Linked DNA regions of Homo sapiens: region 1 is linked to region 2. The links are chromatin loops, found by intact Hi-C in ENCODE. Cell type or tissue: heart left ventricle. All regions are shown on one strand. Links, peaks and the distances in the headings refer to the core of each region. The heading gives the core; the rest is flanking DNA.

The links. Peaks named below come from ENCODE experiments on the same cell type or tissue, not always from the same donor. Only the 100,000 strongest peaks of a DNase experiment are listed, where the experiment ranks them.
Region 1: it touches region 2 in a loop (2.9-fold over the local background); 4 of 110 quality-filtered maps call a loop at or near these places.

The regions. Positions count from the first base shown.
Region 1 is chr1:7,290,385-7,293,295 of GRCh38, forward strand. All of the region lies in intron 5 of CAMTA1 (calmodulin binding transcription activator 1), which reads left to right. Among named protein-coding and RNA genes, the nearest start is that of CAMTA1-IT1, 73 kb to the right of the region's middle. In heart left ventricle, for the core only: no CTCF peak of the experiment used is centred there; a DNase peak (open chromatin) is centred at 1,367; H3K27ac peaks cover 1,307 bases.
Region 2 is chr1:7,515,118-7,518,028 of GRCh38, forward strand. The region is part of intron 6 of CAMTA1 (calmodulin binding transcription activator 1); the gene reads left to right. Among named protein-coding and RNA genes, the nearest start is that of CAMTA1-AS1, 75 kb to the left of the region's middle. In heart left ventricle, for the core only: a CTCF peak has its summit at 1,344 (motif pointing left); no DNase peak of the experiment used is centred there; H3K27ac peaks cover 487 bases.

The sequences.
Region 1 (2,911 bases), core at 133-2,632, 220 kb before region 2:
TTTTAGATTTGGAAAGAGAGATATATGTGGAGTAGTGGATGTTACTATATGTCACCCAGCTTTCCACCTGGGCAGGGGACACCTGCCTTCAGTGAGAGTAACTCGGGGCCTGGGATGTTCACTAGAAAGTTCCATACCTCTGGGTCTCTGTTGGGCCATTTTGCATTTCCAAATTATGTGTTGCAACCACCCCCCCCATGCACGTATTGCTTTTATCTTCCTGCGTGTATTGACACACATTTTTAGTGCTTTCTCCGCATATAAACTGACTGCTATCTTTAGCTTTACTTGCTGCGACGTAAATTATTCTCATTTTATTATTATTACCATCATCATTTTCATTATCACATGATGCCAGCAAGTGCTGTGGCTCTCGGGGACTCTCCGACAGATGACAGTCATAGAATGAAACTCCCAATGAATAGAAAACCCCTAACATTTATTCCATCGATACTTTTACCAACAAGTCTGAGGTTCCTTTTAACTTTACTGTCCTAAAATGTCCCTCATTTTGCAAATGAGGAAATGGGGGCTCCTGGGGGGGTGAAGTGACTCTCACAGGATCACTCAGCTCTCAGTGGCAGAATGGGAACTGACCCCTGGTTTCCCCCTGCAGAGTGCAGTGTCTTTTGTGTGGGATGAAACATGCTCCCAATCCCATTGCCACATTCCTCTTCTGAGTCTGCCGGGACTGCTGTGGAAGGTGCTCAGTGAAGCACTGGTGGGTGGGCTGCCATATCTGGGTTCCTTGCAGTGCACCTACTGAAAGCCTAGAAGGACCTTCACTCCATGACAGACACAGTACCCAGAGGCTGGGAAAGTTAGGGACGAAGACGGGCAGAGACAAAGGGGGTGCTGGACTCTGGCAGGATCATCCATCGTGCTGGAGTGGGGAATCTCCCTAGAGTGTATCTCGGGAGAGTGCCATGTTGTTAGGGAGAACCTAGGCTATGGAGTCAGCCTGACCCAGTTCTGCGCTGGAGTAGTTACGTGAAAACAGTGGGCCTCAGTCTCGTCATCTGAAATGGAATTTCAGTGCACAACTCCTAGGAGTTGTTCAGAGATGAATGTTAAGTGCCTGGCCCAGAGCCTGTTCCCAGTTGGCTGAGCTTTCCTCTGTGTGCACGCCCCTCATCACACCAGCAAATGGTCAGCTTGTCTTCTGGGCCCTAGCGATGAATTAAGCGCTGCTGGGAGATCCCCTCTGGGTGTTGCTTCAGCTGCCTGACCTCAGGAGGCTGATATCACAGCAACAGCACTCACTGGGCTTTAAGCCTTCACATTTCTTTTACTGGCAGAACTGGAAGGGCAGAGAGCCTAGCCCAGGAGTGGGTGGCCAGTGAGAACTGGGCAGCCAGCCTGGCTCCACTCCATTGGCGGCATTGCCCTTGGACAGTTTTGGTTGTCACCCACATTTGGCTTCTTAGCTGAAACTCTAGAGGTACATTCCTCCTTCCAACAACTGTCTGGAAACAGGAAGTGGTGCAGGGAAGAAAACCAGATGCCAGCTTCCCCCGCTGTTTTGACTGGGCTCTGTAAATGGAAACAGCTGAGAATACTATCCAAGGGTGCGTGTGCCCATCTTAAAGCTGGTGTGTGCATTGCAGGGAGGATGCTGGGTGCAAACATACTCTGACGTTTATATTGAATATTTTAGTTTGCAGAAATTCGCAATTAAATCTACTTTCCACCTACACTTTGAAAAATCCATTTATAGAAACCAAATCAAATTGGAGATCTAAGGACTGGTGGCCAGAAATGAAATATTTTTAAAATAAAATATATGGAGATTGAATTGCTGAAGCGCTGGCTTGTTCTGCGGCTTCCTGGGATGTGAGCTAGAGGGAAGGCTTATTGGACAGAGCCTTCTCTGGGGATCAATTATGAACTACTCTTACGTCCTGGCAGTTTCAAAAGGGAAAAAAAAAGTTCTTTGAAAGAACTTATTTAGCAGGCAGAGCCAATATTCTGTGTTTTCTTGAAGCCACCTTGTATTTCAGCTTCGGTGAATATGTGTGTCTCCTGTGGATCTTTATGGGAATTGCTTGAACACTCCGGAGAGGCTGGATGTGGCATTAAAACCACCTAACCTTTGCTCCCCCAGCCTCGCCATTCATCCTGAAGACTTAATTATTTCTCGAAAGATGATCCATACGGGTACTGCCTTTTTCTTAGGAATGTGAGCCCAGATGCTGAATTCCCCACTCTCCGTACTCAGGAGAGAGAAGCTCAGACTCAGCTCTGGCTTAAATTTCTGAATTGATCCCTGATTGAATTCCTCCTTTGAAAATTATCAAGAGCTGCTTAGTTTTTTCCCAGTTCCTATGAGGGATGCCAAATCCTTGCATGCGTTTCTGCACTCCTCTGCACCCACGGACCACTCAGAGAAAATGCAACCATTTTGTTCAAGTGAGTTCTTATTGCCCTTCATGGGCTCAGTTCCCTTTGAGAAGACAACTGATCCCATGCCACGTGTTTCCTGCAGCCTCGCTTCCGCCTTTAGGAAGCAGGCAGAGGAATTCCTACAGAGCACTAGGCCACCCCAGCGCCACCTCCCATGTCACACCAGGCAGAGGTTGGGTGGGATCTCTGGGAAGGCATGTCCTCCCTGCCTCCTGGGAATCCTGGGGAAGAACCACCCTAGGAAGTGGCAAGCTCCGGCGGGGTGTCCTACTCCCTGCTGGGTCACTGGAGCTTCCAGAGCCCAGGCTTCGTTGCTTTTCTGCTGTATTCCTGCCCCCTTTCTACTGCTTTCCAGTGGACAGGGACGGGGTGGGGCTGCCTTCCTGGGAAGGGATTGCGCTGCAGAAGCTGGGGCTGGTAAAGGCTGGGGAGCAAATGCAGACCTTGTCTGGGTGATGAGAGACCGCCACTCGTCTCCAGGAGCTCCCGCCAGAGGCCTGCTGTGACA
Region 2 (2,911 bases), core at 283-2,782:
CCCCGGCTCCCTCCACCTGGGATCATCAGGCTGGTCCTCCCCGGCTCCCTCCACCTGGGATCATCAGGCTGGTCCTCCCCGGCTGCCTCCACCTGGGATCATCCCAGGTGTCCCCTTGCTCATGTCACTCACCGGCAGAGCTTATCTGGCCCTGGCAGCTTCCTGCTCTTGTGGCCTTGGAAGGGTTCCTGAGACATCAGGAAGAAAGAGGCCTTAAGGAGCATTGCCTAAGTCTCGGACTGTGGCACCAAAACACCTGATTCCTGTCCGGGCTCTGCCTCTGTATGTGACTTCAGGTGAGTCATTCAACCTCTGGGTGCCCAATTTCCTCATGGGCTTATGTATGTAAGTACTTAGCTCACAGCCCAATGCCCACCACATGGCCCAGTCAGGGGTGGCTGCACAGCCAGGGATGGGCACAGCTGAGTTTAAACCCGGGCCAGGGCTCTTGACAGGATTTGGGGCTGCCTCTTAGCCAGGATGACTTCTCCCTACACCCTATTCCACCCCCCGGGCAGCTCATCTCGGAGCGAGAGGCACCAGTGAGCAAATCCAGAGTCCAGGCTCCACCAGGCTCCCAAGTTCCCCTCCTTCGTCCCCTGCTAAGCTAACCTCTCGCGAGCCCTGGACAGACCTGGTTTCACTTTTTCCCAGGATCTGCTGGTCTGCTAAGACTCCACGACTCTTTTCCTTCCTTGAGTGATTTCACAGACCCATGGGCGCAGCAGGTCGTGGGACATGGGTCCCAAATAGGCACGGTTTGTCTGATTTCAGCCTCTGAGTGGGAACAGCCGATGCAAAGGGATTGTGGAGCCTGGTGGCTCTTACCCCAGGTCTCAGGGACTGATGTCCCCTGAGTCTTTGCATATGCCCTTGCCCTGTGTCACATCCTCCCAAGCTAGAGAAGGTGGGCTCTGCATCAGCCTTCCTGGACCGGCCCCCACCAGGGCAGGAGAACCTACCCCACTCCCGCCTCCATCAGCAAGCCTCCCAGCCGGCTGGGGAACGTGCGCTGACTTTGTAAGTCTCCACCGCTTAACACAGAGTCGTGGGCTCCACCACAGAGGGGTTTTGTTTGGAACTTAAAACACTTGCTCAAATTAATGACCAAAATGTCAGATGTGTCCACAGCTAATTATTCATTAGATGCTTAATTAGTGTGGGATGATCATGACATTTTAATGTTATTAATTTTTATACTGTAATAGGAATTAAATTGTTCTGCTGTCCCGAAGCCTCCTGTTGGAGTCACACTGTGGAATTGGGGGCTGGGAGGAGGAGGGGCCGTGGAGGGCAGCTGGGGCAGCCAGGGAGCTCACCGGCCAGAGCCAGTGCACACACGCCCCTCTGCTGGCTGGGAGAAGCCTCTTCAGAGCTGGATGCTTTGGATGGCTGGGCTGACAGTGGGAACAGCTAAGAAAGAGGCACAGGGTAGACCAGATGGCTCCTTGAGGTTCCTTCCTGCTTAGACATTTCAGGATTTCATGTTCTTCATTTCTCCACCCCAAGACAAGAGGAATGCTAGGGAACTGTCCTGCAAAACCCACACAGAAAAGAGGAAGGGACTGAGGTGGTCACACCCACAAGAGACCACAGAAGGCCAGCAGAATGTCACAGACCTGTTTTCCACTCCCCACAGGCCAGAAGAAGGGGCTCACTGGGAAGAAATGTTGCATATTTTTAGACAAATGGAAGGAAGCCCTGTCTGCCAGCAAAGGGAGTCACACAGGAGACCCTGAGAGGGCTCTTGTTTGTAAAATGGGCATAGCTCTATTGTTATTTCTCATTATGAAAATAATCCATGCCCATGTTTAAAAATCTAATCATTAAAAAAAGGTAGAATGGTAATAAAAATCGTGTGAAATCCCACCTTCCAAAGATAGTAACTCTTCAGATTTTAGTGTCTGAACTTCTGAGCTCTTTCTGGGCAGATATTAGCCACTGCTATCTTGTAATCTACTTTTTTTGCTGACATGAGCATCTTTTCAAGCTGATGGACATAGATCTGCATAATCCTTTCTCGTGGCCACGTTATATTCCATTCTCCAAATACTCCATCACTTATCTAGCCAGTCCGTGAGCGTGGGATGTTTGGATTATTCCTAATTACTCATCATTAATAACCAGGATCCTTCTAATTATCCTTTTCATGTTGGTCTGGTTATACCCTTGGGATAAATCCCTAGAGATGGGATTGCTGGGTCACAGGGGAACCTCACAGGAGAGTTCCACTTCTACCTGCAACCTTGGCCAAGGACTTTAATTTCCCTAAAGCTGTTCCCCAACCTGTGAAATGGGTACACGAATCCTGTTCTGATAATGGCAAGGATTGCAGGACCTGGCACAGAACCTGGCATTTAGTAGGTTCTACTAAATGTTAGCTCCTTTTCTGAGTAGTTGCTGCTAACTCTCCTTTCACAAAGTGCTTTGGTATATATCATCTCTTTAATGTTATGATTCCAAAGGAAGGAAAAAGTAAAACAGATATGAAGTCTCAAGAAGGGTTGGGGAAATTCCTGGGTGGGTGACTGCAATTGAGCAGGGGCTGACGGCTGGGGCTTATTCTCAAATCTTCAGGGTCAGAGACACTTAGAGCAACCAACACATCCTCTGTCTACCATGTCTGGGCATCCCCCATCAGGGAGAGAACACGATATCCATTCAGTCCTGGCGATGTACTTTCGGAGTACACCCCTGGAGGATGTCCAGGCAGAGGTTTGAGCCAAGGTCCCTTAAAGAGAAGTCCTGCCATGAGGGACGATGATCCCCCCAGGAGGCCTGGAGGACCCCTCCTGCACCTGGCTCTGAGAGCCCAGGGTTAAGCCCTTTGCTTACTGAGCCTGGGCAATTGACTGAACCATCAGAAACTCTTGATTTTCCAGCCTAGATAAGAGGGCCAAGGGCTCAGAGA